Regions from separate parts of the Homo sapiens genome. Here region 1 is linked to region 2. Evidence: read pairs that join two places in POLR2A ChIA-PET (ENCODE). Cell type or tissue: B cell. All regions are shown on one strand. Each heading gives the region's core, and the rest is flanking DNA. Links, peaks and the distances in the headings are about the cores only.

Region 1 (15,517 bases), core at 5,636-9,635, 88 kb before region 2:
TACAAGGAATTAGGAATTGAGGGGAGGGCGCTAGGCCTCTGCAATCCAACATTAGCCAGTCATTGGCTCAGCCATCCCTGGGAAGGGGGCATTGCCTGGGCAGGCAGCTCCAGTTCCCAGAAAGGGGAGTAGATCTGAGTTCCAGCACCTCTGTTCCCATCTATGGGAGTGGGAGCATGGAGAGATGCATTGGCTTGAAAAGGGCATCTGGGCAGAGTCTCACAGTATCCACTGTACAGGTGGAAGGTTCTGAATTTCCTGCAAATTTCATTTACTCTGAATGATAGAAAATGGAAACAGAAATTTCTAAAGCCACAATGTCACAAGACCGTGGAACCCACATGTGGGCACACTGAAGGAGGAAGTCACGTGCACAGGAGGCCACACTGCCCACTCACTCCCTTAAACTATGCTGCTGGGGACTCATCCATCATCATTGGAGTGTGAAGTGCCCAGTTTTCACAGGGTCAGTCGAGTTGGGCAGACACTGGTCTGATATGAATCATCTTAAATAGATAAGAAACGTTTCTTTTATGAATAGAGGTAAAAATTAATACACAAAGTAGCATCCTCATTTAAAAAATATTCCCTTTAGTAAAATTAAATGACACATTGTAACTGTGCAGGAAAGGGTTTGGTCCTGGTCTTCAGTCTGGGTGGTGAGGCCCCTAAGCTGGGGACTGTGAAGGCCCTGCTTCTTCCTGCTCACGTCTCCCCCAAGGACAGTCCCAGAGTCTCCACAGAGGCTCCAGAGCCTCTTCCTTCCCAGGACCCACAACCTCCTAGCACTTGACTGGAGCCAGCTCCTACATCTGCACAGAGTCCACGGTTCCCATCTCAGCCACACCTTCTGGAAAGGGTCTTGGAAAGGGCCCCTTCCCTATCTGGTAAACCAGGACCTTCAACTTCAGAGGCTGGTCCTGTCCTCTCAGGAGAGCCCAGGGCTTGGGGGCAGAACCAGGACCTTCAACTTCAGAGGCTGGTCCTGTCCTCTCAGGAGAGCCCAGGGCTTGGGGGCAGAAGTTGTGCTTTTCTAGGCGGAAGGAGGGAACATTACTTTGTATTCCTTTGCCATGAGTGGGCAGAGGAGGAGACCAGGCAGGAGTTACAAAGTCTTTCTGCATTCCGATTGCATCACAGGGTTCCATGGATGTTTTTTCCACTCTTACCTTACTCTATGTCTCTGCAACATTTGACGTTGCTGACACTTCCTCTTACTCCCACAGCCCTCTCTCCCACAGCCAATCCCCCGGATTTGGCTCTTTCTTGGCACATCTCCTCACTGTTCTTTAGGGCTCCCTTTGCTGCCTGCATTCCTCCGGGTTCTGCTTGAGCTATTGAGTCCACCCCTACGGCATCCACTGCCTGTGACCCCAGATGTCGATCTCTACTCAGTCACTCTGCTGAGTTCAGTGTCAGCACATCCAGCTTCCCCTGACACTGCCACCTGGAGGTCCCCCAGGATATCCAACTCAGCCTGTCCTGAAAACCAAACTAATTGACCCACATCCTAAAACCAGTGCTCCCCATTTCAATGGGCCAAGACCCAAGCCTTGATCATATGCCTCCCTAAAAGTCCTGATAATCCAAGTCCTCCCTTGAGCCCTCAGAGCCATTAACTTCTCTCCAGTCAGGGCTTTCCTACCTTGGAAGAGGCCTCTGCTATATTCTGGAGAGAGCATTGCCAAACCTCCACCTAGGGGCTCTCCTCCATTCTTGCCTTCTTCCAATACAGTCTCCACATCGCCAGGGGCAATCCGAAGTTCAAAATAGGAATCTACTCCCTATCTTGAAACTCCTCTCCACCCATGCCATGGGCCCACACTCCTCAGTGCCCACGGTGTGCAAGGCCATCCCCACCTGTCCTCTCCTTCCCAGGTTCCAGCCCCATTTCTTTCTGCTCCCTTCTCACTTTCTGCTCTCAAGATGCCACTTACCATTTCCTGAAGTTTCTTTCTTCCTACATTTTCTCACACACCGTTTCCACAGAAATTCCTCCATTCCTGTCACGTACACTTTTCCTTGTAATTTCTCCTGTGTGAGAGACCCCACCCCATTCCAGATACAAACAAGCTGGGAAAGACACTGAGAAGTGCTGGAATCTCAGGACGTCTCGCTGGCTGGGGGATGTGAGACATGTTCTCCAGGTGTGCACGCGCCACTGGGGAGGCTTGAGAGAGTGGTGTTCTGGCCCCTGGTGGGACTCACGATGGGCATTTGGGAAGGCAGTGGAAATGGTAGAGTGACAGGAATGAGTGGGTGAAGAAAGAGAGAGTGCTTGTGGACAGCCTGACTCTCCTGTGGCCATGCTAAGAATCCTGAATGTTCCACAAGTCTGGAGTAAGTCGCCGAAATCTGCCAGGAGCCTGTAGCAGCCCCTGACATGCCCCAGAGCCCTCCTTGATGAGGATACAGTAAGGAGGAAGCACTAGAGCAGGGCTCCTCAGCCACAGCCCTGTTGATGTTCTGGATGGGTAGGTTTTTGTTGCTGGGGATTGTCCTGAGTGTTCCAGGATGTTGAGGTGCATTCCTGACCTTCACCCACTAGATGCCAGCAGCACTGTGCCCTCAGCTGGGACAACTAAAATGTCTCCAGATAACACTGATGTCTCCTGGTGGAACTGTCATCCTCTGCTGAGAACTGAAACGCTGGAATTAGTAACTGTGGGGTGGGAGAAGGGAAAAAGATTGGCTGGGGAGCACTGAACAGAAAAGGAATCCTACGCATCTTGCATTTGACTGAAAAATCACGGGGCTGGATTGAACATGTTAGGAAGGATTAAATGGGTTCTAGAAAAAGTGCAGTTCAGGAGGGAAAATGTTGTTTGGTTATAAAATGGTTTCATTTGTGCCGATTTAACCCTGAGATATCAGAAGGCTCATTCTTGGTTCTCAGGTTTTAGCTGAGCCACACCACCTGCAGGAAGCCAGCTCTGATAGCCCAGCATGGGGCCTGGAAGCCCTCCTATGTGTTCTGGAGCACGTGTCACTCTATGTTGCAATTGCCTCTTGACCTCTCTGGCTCCTATCTGCATACTCTTACCTCATTCCTTGAATACAAGAATTTGTGCGCTGTTGTAACCCTAGCACCAGCATACTTGCTTCTCAATAAATATCTGTTGAATGAATGAATAATTTTCAGTGCAATTCCCTTGAATTAGTGACACTTTTCCCTATAATTTTTTACTAAATTCTTGGTGGAAAAAAAATTTTTTTTTCTTCTTCTTTTTTTTTCTTTTCTTTTCTTTTCTTTTTTTTTTGTGGCTCTGTTGCCCAGGCAGGAGTGCAGTAGTGTGATCTTGGCTCACTGCAGCAACCTGTCAGGCCTCTGAGTCCAAGCTAAGCCATCATATCCTCTGTGACCTGCACATATACATCCAGATTGCCTGAAGCAACTGAAGAACCACAAAAGAAGTGAAAATAGGCCGCTCCTGCCTTAACTGATGACATTCCACCATTGTAATTTGTTCCTGCCCCACCCCAACTGATCAATTGACCTTGTGACATTCCTTCTGGACAGTGAGTCTCAGGAACTCCCCACCGAGCACCTTGTGACCCCTGCCCTTGCCTGCAAGAGGACAACCCCCTTTAACTGTAATTTTCCATTACCTACCCAAATCCTATAGAACCACCCCAACCCTAACTCCCATTGCTGACTCCTTTTTCAGACTCAGTCTGCCTGCACCTACATGATTAAAAAGCTTTATTGCTCACACAAAGCCTGTTTGGTGGTCTCTTCATATGGATGCGCATAACATTTGGTGCCGAAGACCCCGGACAGGGTGACTCCTTCGGGAGATTGGTCCCCTCTCCTCACCCTCACTCCATGAGAAGATCCACCTACGACCTCAGGTCCTCAGACCAGCCCAAGGAACATCTCACCAATTTCAAACCGGGTAAGCGGTCTCCTCACTCTCTTCTTCAGCCTCTCTCCCTACCCTTCAATCTCCCTGTCCTTCAAATTCCAGTTCTTTTTCCTCTCTAGTAGAGACAAAGGAGACACATTTTATCCATGAACTCAAAAACTCCAACATGGATCATGGATTTGGGAAGACAGCCTTCCTTTGGTGTCTGATCATCATGGGGACACCTACCTTGATCTTTCACCCACATTCCATTTGGTGTCTGATCACCGGGGGGATGCCTGCCTTGGTCATTCACCCACATTCCCTTGGTGGTAAGTCAATTGCTGGGACACCAGCTTTGGCTGCTAACCCACATGACAGCCCAGGGCTGCTCACCTCCCCCCTTCTCCATGTCTCTACCTTTCTCTTTAAACTTACCTCTTTCACTATGGGCAACCTTCCACGCTTCATTCCCCCTTCTTCTCCCTTAGCCTGTGTTCTTAAAACTTAAAACACCTTTGACTAACACCTGACCTCTCCAAGTTGGCACCAGAGTGGGGTAATTTTAAGGGGCTTATAAGCCTGGCCATCAATACCCACAACAGTTATGGAGGCAAGGGAAACAGGCCCTTGAAAAGAAGGTAATGTGGAGTGGGTAGCTCCCATATTGATTAAGAAGGGCATGGACTTGGACAACATTCTTTTATGCACTCTTTTAAAAACCTAAACATCTTATTTTCTTCTGTAATACTGCTTGGCCCCAATACAAACTTGACAATAGTTCCAAGTGGCCAGAGAATGACACTTTCGATTTATCCATCCTACAAGATCTAGATAATTTTTGTCGTAAAATGGGCAAATGGTCTGAGGTGCCTGACGTCCAGGCATTCTTTACACATCAGTCCCTCTCTAGTCTCTGCTCCCAATGTGACTCATCCCAAATCTTTCCTCTTTCTCTCCTGTCTGTTCCTTCAGTCTCCACCCCAAGCTCTGAGTCCTTTGAATCCTCCTTTTCTACGGACCCATCTGATTTCTCCCCTCCTCCCCAGGCTGTTCCTCGCTAGGCCTAGCCAGGTCCCAATTCTTCCCCAGCCTCTGCTCCCCTACCCTATAAACCTTTGGTCACCTTCTCTCCTCACACCTGGTCTGGCTTACAGTTTCGTTCCACAACTAGCCCTCCCCCACCGGCCCAACAATTTCCTCTTAGAGAGGTGGCTAGAGCTAAAGGCATAGTCAAGGTTAATGCTCCTTTTTCTTTAGCTGACCTCTCCCAAATCAGTTAGCGTTTAGGCTCTTTTTCATCAAATATGAAAACCCAGCTGAGTCCATGGCCTGTTTGGCAACAACCCTTAGACACTTTACCTCTCTAGACCCAGAGGTGCCAGAAGGCCGTCTTATTCTCAATATGCATTTTATTACCCAATCTGCTCCTGACATTAGAAAAAGCTCCAAAAATTAGATTCCAGCCCTCAAACCCCACAACAGGATTTAATTACCCTCGCCTTAAGGTGTACAATAATAGAAAAGAGGCAGCCAAGTGACAACATATTTCTGAGTTGCAATTACTTGCCTCCGCTGTAAGAGAAACCCCAGCCACATCTCCAGCACACAAGAACTTCAAAACACCTAAACTGCAGGGGCCAGGCATTTCTCCAGGACCTCCTCCCCCAGGATCTTCCTTCAAGTGCCGGAAATCTGGCCACTGGGCCAAGGAATGTCCCATCTGTGCGAGACCCCACTGGAAATCAGACTGTTCAACTTGCCTGGCAACCACTCCCAGAGCCCCTGGAACTCTGGCCCAAGGCTCTCTGACTGACTCCTTCCCAGATCTTCTCAGCTTAGCAGCTGAAGACTGACACTGCCTGATCACCTCAGAAGCCTCCTGGACCATCACAGATGCTTTGGGTAACTCTTACAGTGGAGGGTAAGTCTGTCCCCTTCTTAATCAATACGGAGGCTACCCACTCCACATTACTTTCTTTTCAAGGGCCTGTTTCCCTTGCCTCCATAACTGTTGTGGGTATTGTCGGCGAGGCTTCTAAACCGCTTAAAACTCCCCCACTCTGGTGCCAACTTGGACAACATTCTTTTATGCACTTTTTTAGTTATCCCCACCTGTCCAGCTTCCTTAATAGGCTGAGACATTTTAACCAAATTATCTGCTTCCCTGAGTATTCCTGGGCTGCAGCCACATCTCTTTGCTGCACTTTTACCCAACTCAAGACCTGTTTCACATCCTCCCCTTGTATCTCCCCACCTTAATCCACAAGTATAAGATACCTCTACTCCTACCTTGGCAACCGATCATGCACCCCTTATCATCCCATTAAAATGTAATCACCCTTACCCCGCTCAATGCCAATATCCCATCCCACAGCAGGCTTTAAAAGGGTTAAAGCCTGTTATCACCTGCCTGTTTCAACATGGCCTCTTAAAGCCTACAAATTCTCCTTACAACTCCCCTATCCTACCCGTCCAGAAACCGGACAAGTCTTACAGGTTTGTTCAGGATCTTCGTCTTGTTGATCAAATCGTCCTTCCCATCCATCCTATAGTGCCAAACCCGTACACCCTCCTATCTTCAATACACCCTTCCACAACTCTATTCTGTTATCGACCTCAAAGATGCCTTCTTTACTATCCCCTTGCATCCCTCCTCCCAGCCTCTTTTTGCCTTACTTGGACTGACTCTGACACCCACCAGTCCCAACAACTCACCTGGATTTTTCTACCCCAAGGCTTCAGGGACAGCCCACATTACTTTGGCCAGGCCCTTTCTCATGATCTGCTTTCTTTTCACCCATCTACCTCCCACCTTATTCAATATGTTGATGATCTTCTTCTTTGCAGCCCCTCTTACCAATCTTCCCAGCAGGACACTAGCCTGCTTCTTCAACATCTTTACTCAAAGGGGTACAAAGTATTGCCCTCTGAGGCACAAATTTCTTCCCCTAGCATTACCTATCTTGGTATAATGCTCCATCAACATACACATACCCTTCCTGCAGACTCTGTTCAGTTAATCTCCCAGACCCCAACCCCCACCACCAAACAACAACTCCCTTCCTTCTTAGGCATTGTTGGATATTTCCAACTTTGGATACCGGGCTTTGCTATCCTAATCAAACCACTTTACTAGCTCACAAAGGGTAATTTAACTAATCCCATAGACCATAAGTCTTTTCCCCATTCTTCCTTTCACTCTCTCAAAAAGGACCTGGAGACAGCTCCCACACTAGCACTCCCCGACTCGTCCCATCCTTTTTCCTTACACACAGCTGAAATACAAGGCTGTGCTGCTAGAGTCCTCACACAGGATCCAGGCCCACGACCTGTTGCCTTTATCTTCCAGTCCTCCAGCAGGCTAGACAGGAAATTCGCCAGGCTGCTAATCTTCTCTTGCCTCCTCCAAACTCCCAGCCATGTGAAGATACCTTAGCTGGGCAATCAGTCCTTGTCAAGTCTGACCCCTCACACTCTACAGCTTTGATGGACTGGACCCTACCTGGTCATTTATAGCACCCCAACTGCCATCCGTCTGCACGACCCTCCCCATTGGATTCACTGTTCCAGAATAAAGCTGTGCCCATCAGACAGCCAGCCTGATCTCTCCTCTTCCTTCTGGAAGTCGCAAGTACTCACCCCTACTTCCCTTAAACTCACTCGCATTTCTGAAGAACAATAATAACCCTTATGAGCCTAATACATCTCTTCATTCTATTAAGTCTATTTATCCTTACCCTACTTTTTGCAACAGAGCTCTACGCAGTCACCCCCACTATTTGGACTGTGCCCCCAAAATTTGTCATCTCCACTATCTTCTGTCTAGTCATACTCCTATTCACCATTCTCAATGACTCATAAATGCCCTGCCCCTGTTTACACTGCCAGTTTACACTTTTCCTCCAAACCATCATAGTGGATATCTCCTGGTACTATCCCCAATCCGCCACTCTTGACTCCCTCTTGGAGTGGACAGATGATCTTTGCTGACAGGGCACCCTCCAATACTTTCACCCTGATGAAGTTCTATTCTTTACTTTTATACTCACTCTTATTCTCGTTCCCATTCTTATGCCACCCTCTACCTCTCCTCAGCTATCTCCACCACACTATCAATCTCACTCACTCTCTCCTAGCCATTTCTAATCCTTCTTAACAAACAATTGCTTCCTTTGCATTTCTCTTTCCTCCAAAACTGCTGAGGCCTTGACTTACTCACTGCTGAGAAAGGAGAACTCTGTATATTTTTAAATGAAGAGTGTTGTTTTTACCTAAATCAATCTGGCCTGGCATATGACAACATAAAAAAAACTCAAGGATGGAGACCAAAAACTCACCAACCAAGCAAATAATTATGCTGAACCCCCTTGGGCACTCTCTAATTGGATGTCCTGGGTCCTCCCAGTTCTTAGTCCTTTAATGCCTGTTTTTCTCCTTCTCTTATTCAGACCTTGTGTCTTCCGTTTAGTTTCTCAATTCATACAAAACTGCATCCAGGCCATTACCAATCATTCTATATGAGAATTGCTCTTTCTAACAACCCCACAATATCACCCCTTACCACAAAATCTTTCTTCAGTTTAATCTCTCCCACTCTCTAGGTTCCTGTGTCACCCCTAATCCTGCTTGAAGCAGCCCTGAGAAACATCACCCATTATCTCTCCATACCACCCCCAAAAATTTTCGCTGCCCCAACATTTCATCACTATTTTGTTTTGTTTTTCTTATTAATATAAGAAGACAGGAATGTCAGGCCTCTGAGCCCGAGCTAAGCCATCATATCCCCTGTGACCTGCGCTTATACATCCAGATGGCCTGAAGCAACTGAAGAACCACAAAGAAGTGAAAATACCCAGTTCCTGCCTTAACTGATGACATTCCACCATTGTAATTTGTTCCTGCCCCACCCTAACTGATCAGTTGACCTTGTGACATTCCTTCTCCTGGACAATAAATCTCAGGAGCTCCCCACTGAGCACCTTGTGACCCCCGCCTGTACCCGCAAGAGGACAACCCCCTTTAACTGTAATTTTCCACTACCTACACAAATCCTATAAAACCGCCCCATCCCTATCTCCCTTTGCTGACTCTTTTTTCAGACTCAGTCTGCCTGCACCCACATGATTAAAAAGCTTAATTGCTCACACAAAGCCTGTTTGGTGGTCTCTTAACATGAATGCACGTAACACAACCACCTTCAGGGCTCAAGAAATCCTCCTTCTCTGCCTCCTGAGTAGCTGGGACTGCAGGTGCACACCACCACCCCCAGTTAATTTTTGTATTTTTTGTAGAGACGGGGTTTTGCCATGTTGCTCAGGCTGGTCTTGAACTCTTGAGCTCAAGCAATCCACTTGCCTCTAGCACCTAAAGTGTGGAGGGAGAACTACTTCATTCTGAGAATGTGGGAAAAGTGGGGACTTTGTGTCCATGTTACTTCAGGCACAAGTTGCAAGAAGAAGAGGATGGCTCAGGTTTGCCTAGCAATAAAGGACAGTGCTGGAAGACTGGTGGCATTGGTCATAGGAAAGAAGGAACTACCGGACATGTGGACTTGGAAAACACATGACCCAGGGCAGTTCTGTGATGGGACATCTTCCTTGGATGGTCATGGGTCTCCTTTCCAGGGCACTGCGTCTGTAGGGCTGCATCATGCTCACGATTTCTGGAAGCTAGGATCCGATTGACTCATCTTGGGTAGTACACACTTAGAATTCATAGTAGGAAGGGGGTATCTTTCATTTGTGTCCACCACAATGGTCCTTGAAGAAAGCTCTTTTTCCTCCACTTCCCTTATCTCTTCTCTCTTCTCTTCTTTTCTCTTTTCTTTCTTTATCTCTCTCTCAATTTTATTATGAAAATATTCAAATATTACATGGGCAGAAAATAGTATTAATATGTTAAATCTCCATATTCCCATCACTCAGTTTTAACAATTACAAACATATGACCAACACTGTTTCCTCTATGCTCCTCTCCCTTCCCTCTGCCTCTCACCCCACTGGATTATTTTAAAAAGAGTCTAAACATCATATAACTTAATCCACTAGTATTTTAGAGTGTATCCTTAAGAGATAAGGACTCTTTAGAAATAGCTACAAAAGCATTATTGTACCCCAAATTAAAGCATAATTAACATAATATTATATCTAGTCAGTGTTCAAATTTCTCCAGTTTTCTCAAAGATGTGCTTTCTCATTGGTTTGTTCTAACCTGGACATAAACAAGACCAGTGCTCTGCATTGCACTGTTAATGTGCAACAATTCCTTTCCCCCTGTCCCACCTTGGCCCCACCTTTTCCTGTAGAACTTTCTATATTCTGGATTTGGCTGGCTGTCTACCCTTGCTTTCTCACCATCTCACTGTCTCTGCCATAGTCCAGGCCTGGTCAGGCAGGGAGCTTGTGATTCCTCCTGCCCCTTCTCTGAGTCACTTCCCTTTGGTCTATGGACAGAAGGCTTTTTCTGAAAAAGCAAGTCTGATCATGCTGATACCAGTGGATTAGGGGAGGTCCCTAAACACTGGTGAGACGTTGACTGCACCTGGTGTCCAGGCTGTTGACGCTGTCACAAGAAGGAATTCAAGGACGAGTCAGAGAAAAGTGAAAGTAGAGAGATTTATTGCAGAGCAAAATGCACACACTCAAGAAATGGGAGTGTGGTCGGGTGGGGTGGCTCATTCCTGTAATCCTAGCACTTTGGAAGGTGGAGGCAGGCTGATCACCTGAGTCCAGGAGTTCAAGACCAGCCTGGGGAACATGGCAAGACCCTGTCTCTACAAAAAAAAATACAAAATATTAGCCAGGTGTGGTGGTGCACGTCTGTCCTCCCAGCTACTTGGGGGGCTGAGGTTGGAGGATTGCTTGAGCCTGGGAGGCAGAGGTTGCAGCGAGCCAACAAAGTGAGACCCTGTCTCAAAAATAAAATAAAATATGGTGAAACCCCATCTCTACTGAAAATACAAAAAATTAGCTAGGCGTTGTGGTGGGCGCCTGTAGTCCCTGCTGCTCAGGAGGCTGAGGCAGGAGAATGGCCTGAACCCTGGAGGCAGAGCTTGCAGTGAGCTGAGACTGCGCCACTGCACTCCAGCCTGGGTGACAGAACCAGACTCCATCTAAAAAATAAATAAATAAATAATAAATAAATAAATAAATAATAAAGGGAAGTGCAGGCATACTCAAGAGAGAGAGAGTTGCGCCCAGTAGGGTTTGGGGCTTCTACATTATGGGTTTCTTTAACCAAAGGATGGAATATTCATGAAGTTTCCTGAAAAAGGTAAAGATTTCTCAGAGCTGTGGTGCCACCCATTTTTACACCAAACATGAGTGTTCCAGGAAATGGAATGGCCCTGGTGGGTGTGTGATTTGGTATGTTATTGAGCATATAATGAGGTTCCAGGCAAAACCTAGGAGAAACTCAGCACCATATTGGATCCAGTTGCTTTTAACCAGCCTTGGCTCACACCCTGGTTCTCAGGTTCTTATTGACCCCTGGATTATGCAGCTATTTCAACAGTTTCCTTTTTTACTAGTCAAACTGCTGCCTGGAATCTTCCATTCTCCTGTGACCACCCTTATTATTCCTGTCTCAATACTACCATCTTGTTTAACACAGTTAGGGGGTGCCTGTGGCCTGTAGAATAAAAACTACACTTGACAGCTTGACATAGACATTGCAAACAGTAAGCATTCAATAAATGCTGAATTAACACGTGAATGGGGACTGTGGAGTGATAAATAGCTAATGCACTCGGGTACTGTGCTGGGGAGACTCCTTGTTCCCCTTCACCATATGCTTTGCTTCTGCTCCAGTGGAGGGCAGAGCAGAGGGGAGGGCTAGAAGGAGTACCTCCCAATCTTCTTGTCACTCCATACTGCCCACTGCTCCTGATCTCCTGCAGGAGGAATGCATGCACGCAGCCAGACACACACACCCACACTCACACCAGTGTCTGTCTGTCTGTCTATCTATCTATCTATCTATCTATCTATCTATCTATCTATCTATCTATCTATCTATCATCTATGTACCCTATCCATCTATCTACCTATCTATCATCTATCTCAAGTCAGCTGTGCTACTTTAGGCACCTGGACTATACCTTGCTTTATTTCACCTCTGCACATTTGCATAAGAGTTCCTACTCCTATGCTCCACTCAGTAGCTTCTAACTAATCCTTATTCAACTGCAGCAATGCTCTCTAGGATTTTTTCCTCCAGACCCCCATCCTTGGATTGGATAACTCATCCTCATCTGGCTCTCAGAGCCTTATCCCGACACTGTTCACAGTAACATAGGCATTAAAAAGAAATTTTTTTCTTTTTAACCTTGGTAAGGTTTTCCTTTTAATGAAAAGCAGCCCCCAAATCATTTCTTTTCTAGCAAAGAGCAACCTGTAAAATTGGGCTGCAGACATAGATAAGCAATCTGGAAGCTTGCAAGAGTGAATGCCGGCAGCTGTGCCAATAGGAAAAGACTATCTGGGGGCCAGGCATGTTCAACATGGATTCTTCATCTTCCCTTTTCTTTGTCAACCACGTGTACAGTAAGGAACAGACAACATGGCACCAGCCAGGTATAGACCCCGTCTGCGTAATAAAAGATTAGGATGGGATGGCCAGCTTCTTTGTATGCTATGTAAACATCACACCTGGTCTGACCAATCTCTCGGGTCCTAAGTAAATCAGACACCACTTCCTCAAGCTCGTCTATAAAATGCCTTGCATTTCACCACAAAACAGGAAGATCCACTCAGGTGCCCCTCTCTCTGTGCAGGCAAGAGAGCTATTCTTTTTTCTCTTTCTTTTGCCTATTAAACCTCTGCTCTTAAACTCACTTCTTGTGTGCCTGAGTCCTTGATTCCCTTGGCGTGAGACCACAAACCTCAGGTATTCACCCCAGACAATGATGCCACTTCAACAGTACTTTTCAAACTTTGCCTTTTTGCTTGCTTTTCTCTCTAAATAGTGAATTTCATAAGGACAGGGACTCTCTTTCATGGCATGAGTTGGCATCTGGCACATAGCTGGCCCTCCTTCAATGTTTGCTGAATCAATGAATGAATGCTGAATGTTGAGCTGCAGATGGTTAGTGCACAACTGAACTAGAGGGGAAGTAAGAACCCCCTTAGGGGTTTCTTTTGTTTCTGTTTCTGCTTGAAGGAGGACAGAAGCTCTGCCCAGTTTCCTCTCCTTCTCAGAGGACGGCTGGAGGAAACACTTCCCATCCCTCTCTTACCCCTGGCCATCCCTGGCCTCCACAGTAGGAGAGTGGCGGTGGGGTTTATTGGTTGCTCTCCTTTGCATAGGCACAGCTGAGGATGAGGGCCCCGGAAGTAGACTGAGGCGCGTGGTATGAAATCCTACTTGTTTCCTGTGCCTAAGCCACCCCTGCCCATGGGGCTTTGCCAGAACTTCTCATTGGGTTTTGCTTACCTAGCTCTTAACACGTTAATTCCTACTTGCTCTTCCTTGAGTGTAAGCTTCTGTCAGAGTCCAGAAGGAAGGGGTGGGGAATTGGCCTGCTGCCCTCACTCTCTCAGTTTGCTTTGAGCTATGGAGTCTACATCTGACCAGAATTATTGGTAGCAGGTTAATCCACCCTAAAAGGCTTTCAAAAGGAGCTACAGAAGACCAAGCAAATTGAACACAGTGCCATAAAGTTGTGAGGCCCTTTCCATCCATTACTTACAAAATCATGCTGTTGATTTCATACCCATGAGCCCCTGGCTGACTCTGGTCGGCCAGTGCTTCTCTCTCACTGCAGAGAGTGAGCTGGATTGCCCGCTATGTCTAAGTGCACTGTTTGGGGGAGCACATCCTAATCTGAAGAAGAAATAGCCATTATTAGCAAATTATTAAAGTGGCTAACTGTTACCAGAGCTTTTATGTGCCAGGCACTGTGTTAAGCCCTCAACATGCAATTTCTCATTTATCCTCTGAACAAACCTGTAAGGCAGATACTATTATTAGCCCCAATTACAGATTAGAAAGCTGAGGCTTGGAAACAGTAAGCAACTTGCATAGTAATTCAAATCTAGGAAACACTGATGCCAAAGTTCAAATTATATTAATATTTATTATTTATAATATGCCAGACTCACACTGTCTCCTACAGTAGCCATTGGCCACATTTAAATTAAATCATGGAAAACATTCAGTTCCTCAGTCACACTGGCCACATTTCACCCTGGCCTGGTGGCTACCATTTTGGATGATGCAGATACAAAGCATTCCCGTCATTACAAAAAAATTATATTGGATCTCCCTGGTCTAGATAATTTATACCCCAACACAACCCTGTCAGGTTGCTATTAGTAATGAAGCAGCATCATTTGTATGGGGTAATACACAAGGTTCGTTGCCTCATGCCAAGGAAATCAAGGATGCTAACACATGAGCAGTGAGTTTAAGAGCGGAAGTGTAATAGGCAAAAGAGAAAAGGTCTCTCGTGCAGGAGGGGGTTCCGAGTGGATCTCCCAGTTTCACGGTAAAATGCATGGGGTTTTATAGACTAACTTGAGGAGGCGGTGTCTGATTTACACAGGGCCCAAAAGACTGGTTGGACCAGGTATGCCATTTACATAGCACGGGAAGAAGCTGGCCATCTCACCCTAATCTTTTATTATGCAGAAGGGTTCTCTACCTGGCCCGTGCCATGTTGCCTGTTCCTTTACTGTACACTTGGTTGACAAAGAAAAGGGAAGATGGAGAATCCATGTTGAACATGCCTGGCCCCCAGATAGCCTTTTCCTATTGGCACAGCTGCCGGCATTCACCCGTGCAAGCTTCCAGCTTGCTTATCTATGTCTGCAGCTCAATTTTACAGGCTTCTCTTTGTTAGCAAACAAATGATTTTGGGGCTGCTTTTTGTTAAAAGGCAAATCTTACCGAGGACTCTCTGACCCTCACTAACCACCTAAATAATTTCTTTTTAGCTCCTGTATCAGTAACACCCCAAATTACTACTGGAAATCCTTTTAGATCCTGAGAGCCAGAGACGTTAAGTCACTTGCCCAAGCTCCCACAGCCCCAAGGCTGGAACTCGAGTCAGTCTGACTTTCAAGTCCCTGCCCTCTTCTCTGCTGGGCTCTGCTTTTTGGCACAGGAAGATTGAGTTAGCCAATCAACAGAGTCCTTATTTGATTATATGTCAGGAAACCATTAGGATTCTCCTAAAAAGGATTTTTGAATAGTCTTTGGTAATGGCAGTAAACCTAAGTAGAGGAATTTTAAAGTGAACATAGACAATATTGAAATTCTCCCATTAGTTTCTTATTTTTAATCTTAATTACATTTTATTATATTCAGCGGTATGCAGTTTCAAAAGGAGGAATTGTCTTGACTCAAAACCAAAAAGATTAAGTTATCAGATATCTGCTCTTCAGTAAATAGTAGGAGGTGTTTGTGTGTGTGTACATGTGTTTAAACCATATGCCAGGATGTATAAGAGTTGACAATTTAAATCTAAATTCTAATTCTCTGCAGAATTATCATTGCCTGATCAGGGCTGGCATGAGTTCCCAGTTCTTCAGGAATAATGCTTTCATGGAAAGAGTTAAGAAGGATGGCTCACTGCAGGGATAAGGAAATGGGGGGAGAAGAATCCTTTAGCCACATAAGCAAAATCTATATTTATTTGAGAAACATCTCAGACAGGCCCTTTTCTATAC
Region 2 (15,517 bases), core at 7,722-11,721:
TGGAAGAATGAACAATAGAAATGACCTAATCTGAACAACAGACAGAAAATTTAAAAAAAAAATTATGGCCAGGCGTGGTGGCCCGCGCCTGTAATCCCAGCACTTTGGGAGGCCAAGGCGGGCAGATCACTCAGGGCCAGGAATTTGAGACCAGCCTGACCAACGTGGTGAAACCCATCTCTACTAAAAACACAAAAATTAGCCAGGCATGGTGGTGTGTGCCTGTATTCCCAGCTACTCAGGAGGCTGAAGCAGGAGAATCACTTGAACCCAGGAAGTGGAGGTTGCAGTGAGCCTAGATCGTGCCACTGCATTCCAGCCTGGGCGACAGAACAAGACTCTGTTTCAAAAATAACTAACTAACTAACTAAATAAATAATAAAAAAAATGAACAGAGCCTCAGGAGCCTGTGGAATTACAACAAAAGATCTAAAATTTATGTTATGAGTCCCACAAGGAGAAAAAAAAGAAAATGAGGCTAAAAAGATATTTAGAGTAATAATGGGTAAAAACTTTATAAATTTGGCAAAAGACATAAGCTTACAAATTAAAGAAGCTGAGTGTATCCCAAACAAGATAAACCCAAAGAAATCCACACCAAGACATATTATAATCAAACCTCTGAAAACTAAAGATAGAGAACAAAAAAATATTGAAAGCCAGAGAGAAACACAGTAGAGGACAAGCAGCTTAAATGACAGTGAATTTTTCATTGGAAATCATAAGGCCCAAAGTTAGTGGCACAACATTTTTTAATTGCTGCAAGAAAAGAACCATCAATCTAGAATCCTATATCCAGTGAAAATATCCTTCAAGAATGCAAGGAAAATCAAGACATTATCAGATGAAGAGAAAGAAAGGATTTGTCACTAGCAAATAAGACTATCATAAGAGAATGTCTAAAGGGAGTTCTCTGAACCAAAGGGAAGTGACAAAACATGAAGAAGGAGGCAAGAACAGCAAAAAGACTAAAATTATAGGTAAGTGCAGTACATTTTCTTCCAGCTCATGAGCTTTCTAAATTGTATTTGCTGGTTGAAACAAAAATTGTAACACTGATAGTCTGAAATGTGTGTAGAGGAAATATTGAAGACAGTATATAGGCTAGAAGGATAGGGAGATAAGGCTTCTGTACATCCTTTGAATGGGTGAAAGTTGGTACCAGTAGACTGTGATAATTAATGTATTTGTCACATAATACCCAGAGCAACAACTTAAAAGGTAAAAAAACATGGATAAATCAAAATGGAATTCTAAAAAAATGCTCTAATATCCGACAGAAAGGCAGAAGAAAAACAGAAATGAAAAACAGAGAGAACAAACAGGAATTAAAAATAAATGGCAGACATAAGCCCTAATATGTCAATAATTACTTTAAATGTAAATGATCTAAGTGCACCTATTTAAAAACAAAGATTGGTAGTATGGATTTTAAAATGTGACTCAGCTATATGCTGTCTACAAGAATCTCACTTCAAAATAATGATATATGTAGATCAAAAATAAAAGGATGGAAAAAGATATATCATGCAAATATTACTCAAAAAATAGGTGTGGGGGCATTAAAGAAAAAAAAAACAAAAGAAATAGTGGTGCCTGTCTCAATATCACATAAAGAAGACTTCAGAGCAAAGAAAAATAACAGGGGCAGAGAGGGACATTACAAATGGATAAAAATGTCACTCTCCCAAGAAGACATAGAAATCTTAAATGTGTGTGCACCAAACATTAAAGTTGTGAAATATGTGAAGAAAACATGGAAAAAAAATAAAAGGAGTAAGAGATAAATCAACAACTATAGCTGGAGACTTCAAAATCCTTCTCTCAACTACTGATAAAACAATTAGATAAAAAAATTATAAGATTATAGAACTTAATAACATCATCAACCAACAGGATCTCATTGACGTTTAAAGAACATTTCAGCAAAATGACAGTAGAATACATATTCTTTATAAGCATCCACAGGTTATTTACCCAGGTTGATTATGTTCTAGGCAATAAAACAAGCCTCAACTCTTTGAAAGAGTTAAAATAACACAGGGTGTGTTCTCAGATAACAATGGAATCAAAATAAAAATCAATAATAAAAAGATAACAGTTTGGACACAGTGGCTCACACCTGTAATCCCAGCACTCTGGGAGGCCGAGACAGGTAGATCACTTGAGGTCAGGAGTTCAAGACCAGCCTGACTAACATGGTGAAAACCCCATCTCTGCCAAAACCCACAAAAATCAGCCGGGCATGGTGGTGCGTGCCTGTAGTCCCAGCTACTTAGGAAGCTGAAGCAGGAGAATCACTTGAATCCAGGAGGTGGAGGTTGCAGTAAGCCAAGATTGTGCCACTGCACTCCAGCCTGGGTGACAGAATGAGACTCTGTCCCCCTCCCTCCACCCAAAAAAGAAAACAGAAATATCAACAAACATTTGGAAACTACACGGTACACTTATAAATAATCTATGCACCAAAAAGAAAGTCTTAAGGGAAATTTAAAAATACAATGAACTGAATTAAAAAGAAAATATGGCTGGGTGCAGTGGCTCACGCCTGTAATCCCAGCACTTTGGGAGGCCAAGGAGGGTGGATCACGAGGTCAGGAGATCAAACCATCCTGGCTAACATGGTGAAACCCCATCTCTACTAAAAAATACAAAAAATTAGCCGGGCGTGGTGGCGGGCACCTGTAGTCCCAGCTACTCGGGAGGCTGAGGCAGGAGAATGGCGTGAACCTGGGAGGAGGAGCTTGCAGTGAACTGAGATCATGCCACTGCAGCCTGGGTGACAGAGTGAGATTCCGTCTCAAAAAAAAAAAAAAAAAAAAAAAAAGAAAATACAACATACCCAAATCTGTGAGACACTGCTAAAGCAATGCTGAGAGAGAAATTTATAGCACTAAATGTGTATATTGGGAAAGAGGAAAAAATCTCCTATCAGTTATTTTGCTCCCTCAAGAAGCTGGGAAAAGAAGAGCTAAATAAACTCAAAGCAAGAAAAACAAGAAAATAATAAAAATAAGAGCAGAAATCAATGAAGCTGAAAAGAGAAAAATGACGAAGAAAATCAGGAAAATACGAGCTTGTTCTTCTAAAAGATTACTAACATTGACAGCCTCTAGTAAGACTGACAAAGAGAAAAAGCAAGAAGACACAAATTACCAATATCAGGAATTAAACAAGGGGTATCATTACAGACCCCAAAGAAATCAAAAGGAAAATAAGGGAACACTATGGACAACTCTACACATATAAATTTCACAACTTCAATGAAATGGACCAATTCTTTGAAAAACACAAACTACCTTAACTCACCCCGTGTGACACAGAAAATTTTAATATTCTCTCTAACTATTAAGGAAATGGAATCCATAATTCTTGAAATTCCCAAAAAAGGAATCTCCAGGTCTATATGGTTTCACTGGGGGAAACCAGTGCTATGTAATCTCTCCAAGAAAATAGAAAAGGAAGGAATACTTGTAATTTTTTATATCTAGAATTACCTTGACACCAAAACCAGAGAAAGTCAGTACAATAATAGAGAACTATAGACAAGCAAATAAAGATCAGTTATGGCTGGGCACCATGGCTCATACTTATAAACCCAGGACTTTGGGAGTCTGAGGCAGGTGGATCACTTGAGGCCAGGAGTTCGAGACCAGCCTGGCCAACATGGCAAAACCCCATCTCTACTAAAACTGTAAAAATTAGCTGGGCTTGGTGGCATGTGCCTGTAATCTCAGCTACTGGGGAGGCTGACACACAAGAATCACTTGAACTGGGGAGAGGGAGGCTGCAGTGAGCCAAGATCGTGCCACTGTACTCCAGCTTGGGCGAGACTTTGTCTCAAAAAAATTGTTTTTTAAAAGATCAGGTGTGCTTCTATATACTAGCAGCGAACATATAGACACCCCAATTTAAAATATACCACCTCTCTGCAGCTGTAGAGGGCAGACAAAATTCTAAACCATAAAGGTAATTAAAAAGTCAATTCCAATAATGTATTAAGCAGAGAACATTCACAAGAATATTGGTCCTACATTTTTGTCTGGTAAAGACTGGATGAGAAAATTTTGCTAATTGTGACCACCTTTTTCTTTTATCATAAAAAATCATTCTTGCAGTGTGTTTTTAACAGAGATTTTCAAGATACCTAGACTTTAGATATAACTATAATTACTATGAAATATCACTTTAAGTATCAAAAGTCTGATTTGCTAAATTGGTTCTGTTACTTTATAATTTATTGTACTTGGTACTAAAATTTAAATTTTTTTTTTTATTTCTGAAGGTATAGACACTTGTAATTAAAAGGGCATTATGATTTATTAGCTATAGGATATAAATAAGCAACGCATGTAGATTTCTTATCTTAAAATATTGCTTATGATTGATTATTGTCTTATTATCTTAACTCAGGATGTTTTGTTATGTGAAACAATAACTCCCCTTTTTGTTTAATCTATTAATTTTGGTTAGCTTTTGTGATAGTTGTGTCCAGAATCATCCTGATTCAGATTTACTCCAGATGAAATTAATGATGAATTAATTGAAAAAAGACTTTAAAATTACTGTATTTTGTTATTCTGGAGAAACAAATGAAGGAATTACTTGATACTAAAATAGAGCAATGACTACAAAATAATATGGGAAGAAATGACACAAAAAGAAGGAGTATATGAAAAAGAACAAATCAAAAATAGTAAAATCTTAGAAATTAAGATTATTGTCATCAAAATGGAAAATAATGCTCTCCAAACTACACACAAAGAAAATCCATGAATTGGAAATTAATATGGAGAAACCCACCCAGGACATAGCTCAAAGGAGCAAAGATATTTTATGTGGGAGAACTAATAAGAGACTAGAGAATAGATTGAGAGACTGACATTTGCGTGGTGTTTCAAAAAATAAGAGAGAAGGGGATCAGTGAAAACTAACATCGGAAAAATTAATAACTAATAATTATTCTAGAATTGGAGGACATGAATGTTCTATTCAACATATGCCTAGATATATTATTGTGAAATTGTAGCACATTAATGATGTAGAGAATCCCTTGAAAGACATCATCGAGAAAAGATTGGTTTTATGCCAGATGACAAGGTGTTCAAGGAAAATGACTATCAACATAGAATTTTACACCCTGCTAAATTGTTATTCAAGAGTGAAGACAAATGAAAGACATCTTAAGACATACAAGGATTAAGGGATTTTACTCTTTACAGGCACTCATTAAAAGAACTATTTTTAAAATGTGCTTCCACAAGAAGAAAAGTGAACCTAGAAGAAAATCATGACATACAAGAAATGGCTGTAAGGACAGAAACTGATAAAAATAGATTGGTAAATTTAACTGCTGATGGAAGAAAACTTACGTTGTTTAGAAATGTAAAAGAAAACCACCTAAACAAAATCCCCTAAACCTCAGGGCAGCAATGACTAGATAGTAGGGAGGTAATGCTCATTGAGCAAAGTGTGCAAAAATTTATGTCGCGTTGAGAAGAAAAATAGAAATATTGAAAAACTTTAGAATCTGTTAGAAAAACCTGTAATTCAAGATGGATGTTTTTTAAAACAAAGAAAAATAAGAGTAACTTCAAAGAGAATTGACTACACTGTATAAATTCCAGGGGGAAAAGCAGACTAAAGACAAGGGAAGAGATTTAAGAAAGGAAAAAGTTGGTCAACAGAAAACAAAACAGATTAGCTAAAGCGAGTCTGATTATATCCGTAATCAAAAAAAAGTTAAAAAGTAATGGAATAACATAATTTCTTAAGGATGTAGACTTTCAGACACTGCTTATACAAGAGCTCCTATAACAAAAGCACATAGGAAGACTGAAAATAAAGGGATGGAGAGGTATTCTAGAAAAAAAATTCACCAAAATCATGCTGAAGAGTAACATCAAATAGAATTTAAGGCAAAAGGTTTAATTTGAGAAAGAGAAAAACTACATAACATTAAAGAAACAATCTGCCAAGAAGGTAATTTTCATTTTGTTAATATAACAAGAAGAAATACAAAATTCTCAGCATTATAAAATGTTAAATACTGACTTTTCAAAAATTTTACAAATAAAATATTTTCCAATTTTTACATCAGAAATGAGGTTGCTCCCACAGACATAAGGCTTTATCATATTTTACACTTAAAATTGCTAAGCACATTTCAAATCAAGATTTTTCCTGTTAATAATTTCAAATTCGTGATAATCGTGATCAATGAGAAGCTTTATTCAAATAAGTAAGTGACAAAAATGAAAGCAAAATGTTTAGAATCATTCAAAAGTTTGCAACAGTTGAAATGATATTTGAAGGATCTAATAGTTGTCTTTCATTAGAAAATATAATGTTGAAATATCTTGAAATTTGAAATACAGACAAATATCAAAGGTATCAAATGTTTCACATGTAGGGTTTTTAACATGATGCAGTGCTACTTCACAAATCATGCATATATTGTTAGAATGGTCACCCTGCAAATGGTCGGGATGCCACTAAAAGGGCACAACAGCCACAATGGAGGGAAGTGACCAAAATATGTAAAACAGAGAATGGGTGCTGCCGCCAGGAGCTATATCTTCCAGGAGCCCTGACTGAGCCTCCCTAGCCCCCAACTCTACTGGAGACCTGGGCTGTGCTCCGGGTTCCTGGACACCTGTAACATGGACAAACTCCTCCTGCGATTTGACAGACCCCTTGTTCTGGATTGGCAGTCAAGGGCTCTGTAACTGGCTGGTGATGTGGATGTCATCCCTGGGCTTAGCACATACCATAGAGCAGCAAAGGCTGAATAAGCCTCTTGTGCCTGCCACCCGGGGTGAGCTTCCTGAGCCAGGGCTGCCCTCTGAGGAACCCCAGACTATGGCGCTCATGATAAGGCATTGCCCAGCTGTCCTAGGGCTGAATAAATCAATACGCTACAACATACTCATAGCCCATTCATGGCCTGCCAGCTCAGATGTTATGAAACAGAGAAGACACAGAACTTACAGAAAAGCTGACCATGTGTACATTTATACTAGACTTATTAGCAAGTTTGCAAGTAACTGTATCATACAGACCACACTTTCTGACCAGTTTATTAGATTAAAAATCACCTTCATATAGATTGCAAAAAGCAGAAGAACATGTGTTTGGAAGCTAAAAATAAGTTTCTGGCCAGGTGTGGTGGCTCACACCTGTAATTCCAGCATTTTGGGAGGGCGAGGCAGGTGGATCACTTGAGGTCAGGAGCTGGAGACCAGCCTGGGCAACATGGTGAAACCCTGTCTCTACTAAAAATACAAAAATTAGCTGGGTGTGGTGGTGGGTGCCTGTAATCCCAGCTACTCGGGAGGCTGAGGCAGGAGAATCACTTCAACCTGGGAGGTGCAGGTTGCAGTGAGCCAAGATCACACTACCACACTCCAGCCTGGGCGACAGAGCGAGACTCCATCTCAAAAATAATAATAATAATAAAATAAAATAATAAGTAAATTTCTAAAGGACTTATGAGTTAAAATGAAAGCAGAACAAAAGTTACAAAATATTTAAAACTAAATGAAAATGAAAACATGGATCCATAGTTTGCCATTTACTCTTCTGAAATCTAAGATTCTGAAAACTGCAACTTCTTTTCATAACTCTGTGAGTAGCCTAATCTGAGGCTATTCAGTCTTAATTAACTCACCTTTAACAAGAGTGATGAAAAGAAATGAGAAAAGGTACAAATAAGTAATATTAAAGCAACAACAAAAGATAGCTAAATGGGATAGAGGGTAGGCCTCAGGAGAGAACAGAGGGAGTAACTTTACGCCAATTCATTTGGAAATTTGGATGAAATGAATAACTTTCTAGAAGATTATGCATTTCCAAAATCAACTCATGAGAAATAGAAAAACTGAATAAACTTTTAAAGAAATCGCATTATCTCAGTTTCCTCTCTTTCCCAGCAGATTTCCAGAATAGGAAATATAAATAACCAATAAACATGAAAATAAGCTCAACTTTCATTATAATCAATAAAATGTAGATTGAACCTGTGTTGGGTTCACATTTCCCACACATCTGATTAGTAAAAATTAAAATATGTGATAAAGCCAAGTATTGGAGAGAACGTGACAAAAGCTACCATCTCCCACGATGTGGGTAGAAATTTAAATTACAAACCCATTTGTAAGAAATTTGGCATATCTATAAAATGTAGAGATGCCCTGATCAGCGCTTCTATTTTTAGGTATACATCCGGCCTAGAGAAATTTCTATACATGGGCACAAAGAAACAACAAGGGTGCCGGGCTCGGTGGCTCACGCTTGTAATCCCAGCACTTTGGGAGGCTGAGGTGGGTGGATCACCTGAGGTCAGGAGTTCAAGACCAGCCTGGCCAACATGGTGAAACCTTGTCTCTACTAAAAATACAAAAATTGTCCGGGCGTGGTGGCACACGCCTGTAATTCCAGCTACTTGGGAGGCTGAGGCAGGGAGAATTGCTTGAACCCGGGAGGCAGAGGTTGCAGTGAGCCAAGATCTTGCCATTGCACTCTAGCCTGGGCAACAAGAGTGAAACTCCCTCTAAAAAAAAAAAAAAAAAAAGAAAGAGAGAAAGAAAGAAACAGCAAGAGAGCCAGGGTGTGGCTGGAGCAGAGGAAGTGAGGGGGAGTGTGGTGGTGGGACCCAAGGCAGAGCAGGGGGTTGGGAGCCAGGTCTTGTGGGGCCTAGCAGGCCATGGGAAGGGCTTTTCCCTTTACTGGGAACCAGCTGGGGAGCTAGTAGAGGGCTCTGGGTAGTGGAGGGATGGATGTTTTAACAGGATCTCTGGCTGCTGCACTGAGCATAGCCTATTACAGGAAGGGCAGAGGAGGGAAGCAAGCCCCACCTGTGATGGTGGCTTGGACGAGGACAGTAGCAGTCGCGATGGTGTTAAGTGGTCAGGTCGTAGACGTAGCCCCAGGCCACACTATTGATGCTAAGCACATGGGTGGCACCAGCCTCACTGCCACAAACAGTCTAGTTGCGAAGGTTCCAAATTTCCAAACAGCAAACAAGTCATCTCTTCTAGTTTGTACTTATTGGAAACCAGCTTCTCCTTTTCAGGCAAGTTTCTTTCCTGTTCCTTGTTGGAGAGAGGAGGACACTGCTATTTCTGCTTCTGTAATTTTGAGTGTTTGGGAAGAATTTCTAAAAGTAAAGGGTGCTTGACGGATCCTAGTCACAGCAAGCATGGAGGTATCATGAAAGGCAGTAGGAAAGCAAACCCCGAACCAGAACAGCAAAATCCCTAAGGATCCCCACCCCCACAAAAAAAGCATTTTCAGAAACAAGCAATGAAATTAAACAAAATAATAATAATTTGAGTTTGAATCTGGCTCCAGAAAAAAGGGATTATCCTGTAATTGGTGCTTCTTTGTAAGAGGGAATCTGTTCCTTCGTGTCATTCTGTGAAAGGGAGATTCTCATTTTGCTCTGTCTAGGCACCAAGCCATTGACTCTAAAGGGTTGATTGGATATCCTGAGTTTGGAAGTTTATGAAGAAAATAAGAAAATTAGTTGAAAAGACTCGAAGTCATTCTTTGAAATGTACAGGTTGCCAACAGTTAATTTGAACATACATCTATCAAAGAACAAGTATCAAAAGCAAGCCAGCTAGGTGATTCTGTCACTTATAACCTCAGCCTGTTGCTGGCCTTGGAAGATTAGGAACATTCACCACCCCGTCCCCTCGGGCTGGTCTGAGCATGGATTGATGAGCAGAGCACCAGATGGACTTAGTTCTGCACCTATCCCACTGGCAAGAGTGCCAGTGCAACTGTTTAGGGCAACCTGCACAACCAGCCATACCCACCCCTCCTCATCCACATCTTGGTAAAACCCATAGCTAAGACCAAAGAAAGATCTCTTCGTTTTGGTTCAGTCTGGTTCCTCTTTTTTAATCCTTGTAATATTCATGTTTTTTTTTTTTTTTTTTTTTGTCGTCTGCTGTCCTTTTTGCATCCCACACAGGCCATGCTAATCCACCCTGACACAGGCTAGACTTGCCACTTCCTTTTATTAAGGCTGACACACTAACTGCCAAGAGTATCTCTCTTTTTGCAGTTTTACAAAGCTCAGACTTTAAAGTAGGTGATTTTCACAACTCTGTGCAATGTTCTAGCTGTTTTTCCCTTGTTGGATACTTGGCAGATCTACTTCAATATAAGAACTTATGAGCTGTCTTTTTCTTTTGTTATGTCTCTACAAGATGTCTCCTTCCTCTCCTCTCTTTTCCTTTCTTGTTAAAGCCTTGGATGTTCTAATTTTGAGGTGGCAGTGGTTTAGGTTTACCTGGTTTGTGGTGAGTGAAAAAAGCTCTTAGTCATCATAACGATGGAATTTAAGGCTTGACCATGGATGTCGGGGATTGATAATTCGGTTTGGGATTCCACAAAATGACACTGTAGATGCTAACTCCACTGGCCAGGGCTGCATTGCTTTTAATTTTCTATGCAGGTCTTGTATGACTGCCTTTGAATCTACTTTCTCAGTTACTTTTCTCTTTGACTTAGACAAGTTCCATTTTTAAATCATGACTGCTTGAAGTTAGGGGGCCTGAGATTCAGTCCCTTCTCTGCCAGTAAATGAGACACTGGTTCTGAAATGCTATCCCTCAGGACCTTGGTTTCCCCAAAAGTAAAGAGGGAAGATCAGGCTCTATTCCAGCTCTAACAGCCTGCATAATTTGGGAAGTTGTCTTTTACTATGTGCACTGTGCACTAAGGAAAGAAAAGAAGGGGGAGCCATCACCCTGGATGTGTTTTCCTCTGATGTCTCGTTTGCCTGTTTCATTATGATTCTAAGAAAATGGAGTGAAAGACGGACGAGGCTACAGAAATGATGTGTCTCTCTCATTTAAAAGTTTTTTTTTTTTTTTTACCTCTTTCTGTGCCCTCCCTGACAGTGGTTCTCTAACTTGTCCTTGTTAAAGCAAGGATTGACAAGGCCACCAAGAGAGTTTCTGGTTTAGTAGCTCTGGGGTAGGTTGGGGCCAAGACTGCACTTCTGACATCATGTGGCTGAGACTGCTGGTCTGGGGATCACACTTTGAGAACCACTGTTCTATGGAACTAGTCTCAAAGCCACAGTCTCCTAAATTCCACAGTCTCAACTTGATCTCTTTCTCCAGCACCTGACTGGCTGGTGTTCCTAGCATAGGAGACCCCATTGAATCGGCACCTCACTTTCATCCATTTGGTTTGGGCAAGAGCACCTATACTCAGACTAAGTGTCTCAGCCTCTAAACCACATTAAGCGGCCCAGGTAGAGGCACCGAACTCCATCTGGGCCAATGAGCGGCTTCCAGGGTGACCTGGAGTGGAGACAAACAGATTTCAGCCTCTCAGATTTCACCCTTTACGATAGAAACCCTCAGCTGGTGGAAGTAAGACATAAAGAAAGCTTATTCGCAGCCACAGGAAGAGAGAGGCAGAGGTTAAAAGATAAGTTGAGATGAGAGAAGCAGAAGGAGATCCTTGTTGCCCCAGTCTCCCATCTCTGTCAGCCGCCCTTTTTTGAGGCCCTGCTGCACCTGTCTTTGAATTCCATGAAGAGCTCCTGTACCCTTAAAATAAATTCCTCTGTTGGCTTAACCCAGAGGTTTTCAGGTTTTCATGTGCCTCAGCTCCCTTCATTAATATACACTGCTGGATGCCGCACCCAGAATTTCTGATTCAGCAGGTCTGGGTTGGGGTTGGGGCCTGAGATTCTGCATTCCTAGCAGGCTCGCAGGTAATGGGATGCTGCTGATCAGGGATCTGACTTTGAGAACCAGTGGCTGCAGAAGTAGCCTTAATATTTCTGCTTGTATAATAAAAACTAGGGTGTCAACGGAGCCTCCTGCTCCTCGAAGAGTTCATGTAGTAGTTTAATATTTCCACTATTCAGTCCCCACAATGACCCCTGGGGCAGAGGGGGGTGTTGCAATTCCTGATTTACAGATAAGAAAACCATGGCTGTTGGAGGTTAAGTTACCTGCTGACATCCCTCTCTTAGAGAGGGCAGAGCTGCGAGTTGAGCACAGCACTGTCTGACTTGGAAGCTCATGTTCTTAACTTGTGCTCTGTTTCACTTCCCATTGTGGCCAAACTGGATCTGTGTTGCCATCTGGACATGGCCCATGCTGAGCCCTCTGCGCTTTTGCTTAGGCCGGTCCTGCCTGGAGTGCTGTCTGCCATGGGCTCTACCCAGCCATCCTTCAGAGGCCTGTCAAAGTCTCCCTCCCATGTGCAGCATCTCCAGATTTCCTAATCTCTCTCCACTTCCTATCAAAACATTTATAACGTCTTCCTCCTTTGAGTAGCCATCACACTTTGTATTTATCTTACTATCTGTTGTCTTGTCTCGGAGTCACGTGTTTTCCCAGTTCCATGCACTGGGCTGTGAGATTCTAGAAGGTGGGAACTGATCTTACTCATGTTTGGATCACCCATTCCCTCCACTCCCAGCACCTGGCTCAGTGCCTCAAACACACCCAGCACTCAGCAGATGCCAGTGAGGTTTAACTAGAAAAAAAGAGTGGTTTGTTCTTTGGTGCAGGCTGTGGCTTAGGGAGATCACCCTGCTGGATGCTTATCAGGAGCGCTCTAGGGCCGTGGGAGGAAGGGAAGGGGAGGAGAGGATGTGGGAAAAGAGAGGGGGAGGCCACGCAGTCTCAAAACCTCAGCCTACCCCACATGGCACTCTGGGGCTAGGATGGGCCTGCAAAATTATGCAGGGATGAGGCAATGGATGAGGGCCGCCCTTGCCCCTGGACAGGGGCATGACTTTGGGCAAGGTGACTCTTTTCAGCCAACATGATTCCCAAAGAAGGCTGAGAGCTTGGGGTATGTTAGCAGAACTCCAAGCACTGGGAAGATGAGCCCTTCAGTGCCAGAGGGGAGTCTAGGGATGCCACATAATGACCACTGCATCCCTTTAAATGACCATCTTCATCTATTTGACCCTGGTGCTCCCCTTCTGCTGCCTGTTTTCTGCACCTTATACTCAACCCAGGGATTTAGGGTGGCCTCTCTGGTGTGGCAGATTACCCAAAACCCATCTCTCCTCCTTTCTCTGGCCATGATTGTACTCAAGACAGCCTCCTTTGCAGCTAGGGGTGGCCAGGTGCACAGTCCTGGCCAATGAGACCTAAGTAGAAGTCTGCTGAGGATTCCTGGGAAATTTTCCCTTCCTGATATTGTTGTTGTCCCTTCCTCCTCCTAGTTTTTTTCTTCCTGCTTGGAATGCCATCTGGAGCCCATGTGGCAGCCACAGCATGAAAGCCTCATTTCAAAGAGATGGATGCAGCTGCTGGGGTTTGTGTGTGAGTTAGCAAGGCCATATTCAGTTGAGTTCCTGTGGCTGGGGTTCTACTGTATGTGGGGATGGCGGGTGGAAATGGGGGCTGTGACAGATGCAATATACTGGAATGCCACCCACCCCTGTTGCTATGGCTATTGGGGCATTGTTCCTATATACCTGGTTATTTAGAAGCTGGAGCTGTCAGTCATAGATTATAGGTCTTGGATTTGGGGAGTTGATGAAGAGTTTTGGAGAGTAAGGAAGGGGCACTATAGGGTGGGTGTGGAGAAGGCAAGCCAGCAAGAAACAAGCATAAGAAGAGGAAATGATTAGGTCAAATCACTGCTGTCCAATAATGGTCACTTCCTACCAATTCCCAGTGTTGTGCGCACAGCCAAGTCTTTCATGGGCCTTACTCAAGACTAGGGAGGGGGCATGGGAGAGCTTAGGCTCTGAATCTTGTATTCCTCACTGATAAGCTGTGTGAGCTTGGGCAAGGCAGTTAGCCTCTCAGTTTTCATTTGAAAAAAGATGCAATGTGACATACAAATAAGAGATATGCCATGAAAAACACTGAAAATAAATAGATGAGAAATGGAAGAAAACAAGTGGACACCAGATCCAGGCCACCAGGGGTGTGCTCCAAGGTTCAGAATTGCTGTATGCCCTACAACAACGTGGCTGTCAGCTGTCCAGCAACCAGAGCAAAGAGCAGAACACATCTATGTTCTGATTCTTTTTTATGTTGTTTGTTTGTTTGTTTTGAGGTGGAGTCTCGCTTTGTTACCAGGCTAGAGTGCAGTGGTGTGATCTCAGATCACTGCAACCTTTGCCTGCCAGGTTCAAGTGATTCTCCTGCCTCAGCCTCCCAAGTAGCTGGGACTATAGGCATGCGCCACAACTCCCAGCTAATTTTTGTATTTTTAGTAGAGGCCGGGTTTCCCCATGTTGGCTAGGATGGTCTTCATCTCTTGACCTCGTGATCTGTCTGCCTTGTCCTCCCAAAGTGCAGGCGTGAGCTCCGTGCCCGGCCATATGTTCTGATTTTTTAGACTCAGAAGATCAGGCAAGGTAGTTCCCCAGTAGATTCACAGTCATTCTTGGTACAGGATTCAAGGAGAAAAATGTCTCAGAGAAAATGGGTTTTCTTTGAGAAGACACAGAAGCGATGAAGCCTGTCCTGAAGTCTTTTACATCTTGAAAAAAGTGCTTAAATAAGCTTAGAGTCCCACACTGGTGTATCAAAGGCTCTGCAAGTCTCACATCTTCCAGAGCTTCTGGAGCACAGAAGACCATCTTTGACTTCTTCTTCCTCTTGTCCTGTTTTTCTGTAGCAGTCATTAATTAGTGTGTCCTGGAGAACAGGATGGCAACTACCAGTGCAATGTAATGAACGTCCTTTTGAAGATCCATGGAGTAAAGACAGCTTCGAAGGGCAATTTTATTTTATTTTTTATTTATTTTTTGAGACGGAGTCTCTGTTGCCCAGGCTGGAGTGCAGGGGTGCCATTTTGGCTCACTGCAACCTCCGCCTCCTGGGTTCAAGTGATTCTCCTGCCTCAGCCTCCCGAGTAGCTGGGATTACAGGCACCTGCCACCACACCTGGCTAGTTTTTGTATTTCTAGTGGAGATGGGGTTTCACCATGTTAACCAGGCTGATCTCGAACTCCTGACCTCAGGTGATCCACCCACCTCGGCCTCCCAGAGTGCTGGGATTATAGGAGTGAGCCACTGACCCTGCCTCAAAGGGCAATTTTAAAATAGAGCACTCCTCACTGGGAGTCGGTGGTGACAAGCTGAGGCACAGTCCAGTAAGCAGTGTTTCGAGTGGGGAGAGAAAGCCGGGGAGTGTCTGGCTCGGGTAGGCATTCAATCTCTCTTTCTGCACTCAGAGAGCAGTTCCTTGCTAAGGGACGAAGGCCATTCTTAGCACATGAGCTATTCCTTTCTTTCCTGATTACAGGAGTTGAAATTTCCTTTTCATGGGTTTCCTGAAAGCAAAAGTAACATCCCTGGACACCTTGCTGGAGAGGCAGTGTATTACTTGTAACCAAACACATATTCCCCCAGTAGGAAGGTCACATGAGTAAAGGAAAGAAAGGCCCTGTGTGTTGGCCCAGTCTCCACTTGTCCATGAAGCTTTCTGTAGCAGCCCCAATTTCAGCCCCTTCTCTGTTGTTTGCACATTGCCTCAGCCTCCACTTCAGGCAGTCTCTTCTGTCTGC

What was found. ChIA-PET counts read pairs that join two places held together with the same protein. Peaks named below come from ENCODE experiments on the same cell type or tissue, not always from the same donor. Only the 100,000 strongest peaks of a DNase experiment are listed, where the experiment ranks them.
Region 1: POLR2A ChIA-PET joins it to region 2 with 6 read pairs; 2 of 35 experiments call an interaction of 5 or more read pairs at or near these places.

Annotation. Positions count from the first base shown.
Region 1 is chr3:46,381,204-46,396,720 of GRCh38, reverse strand. CCR5AS (CCR5 antisense RNA) reads left to right here. Exons shown (of 4, transcript NR_125406.2): 2 at 3,669-3,896. Among named protein-coding and RNA genes, the nearest start is that of CCR5, 18 kb to the right of the region's middle. RefSeq lists a silencer at 2,988-3,037 and an enhancer at 3,360-3,859. In B cell, for the core only: no CTCF peak of the experiment used is centred there; no DNase peak of the experiment used is centred there.
Region 2 is chr3:46,294,806-46,310,322 of GRCh38, reverse strand. No RefSeq gene overlaps it. Among named protein-coding and RNA genes, the nearest start is that of CCR2, 52 kb to the left of the region's middle. In B cell, for the core only: no CTCF peak of the experiment used is centred there; DNase peaks (open chromatin) are centred at 8,856 and 9,932; H3K27ac peaks cover 436 bases.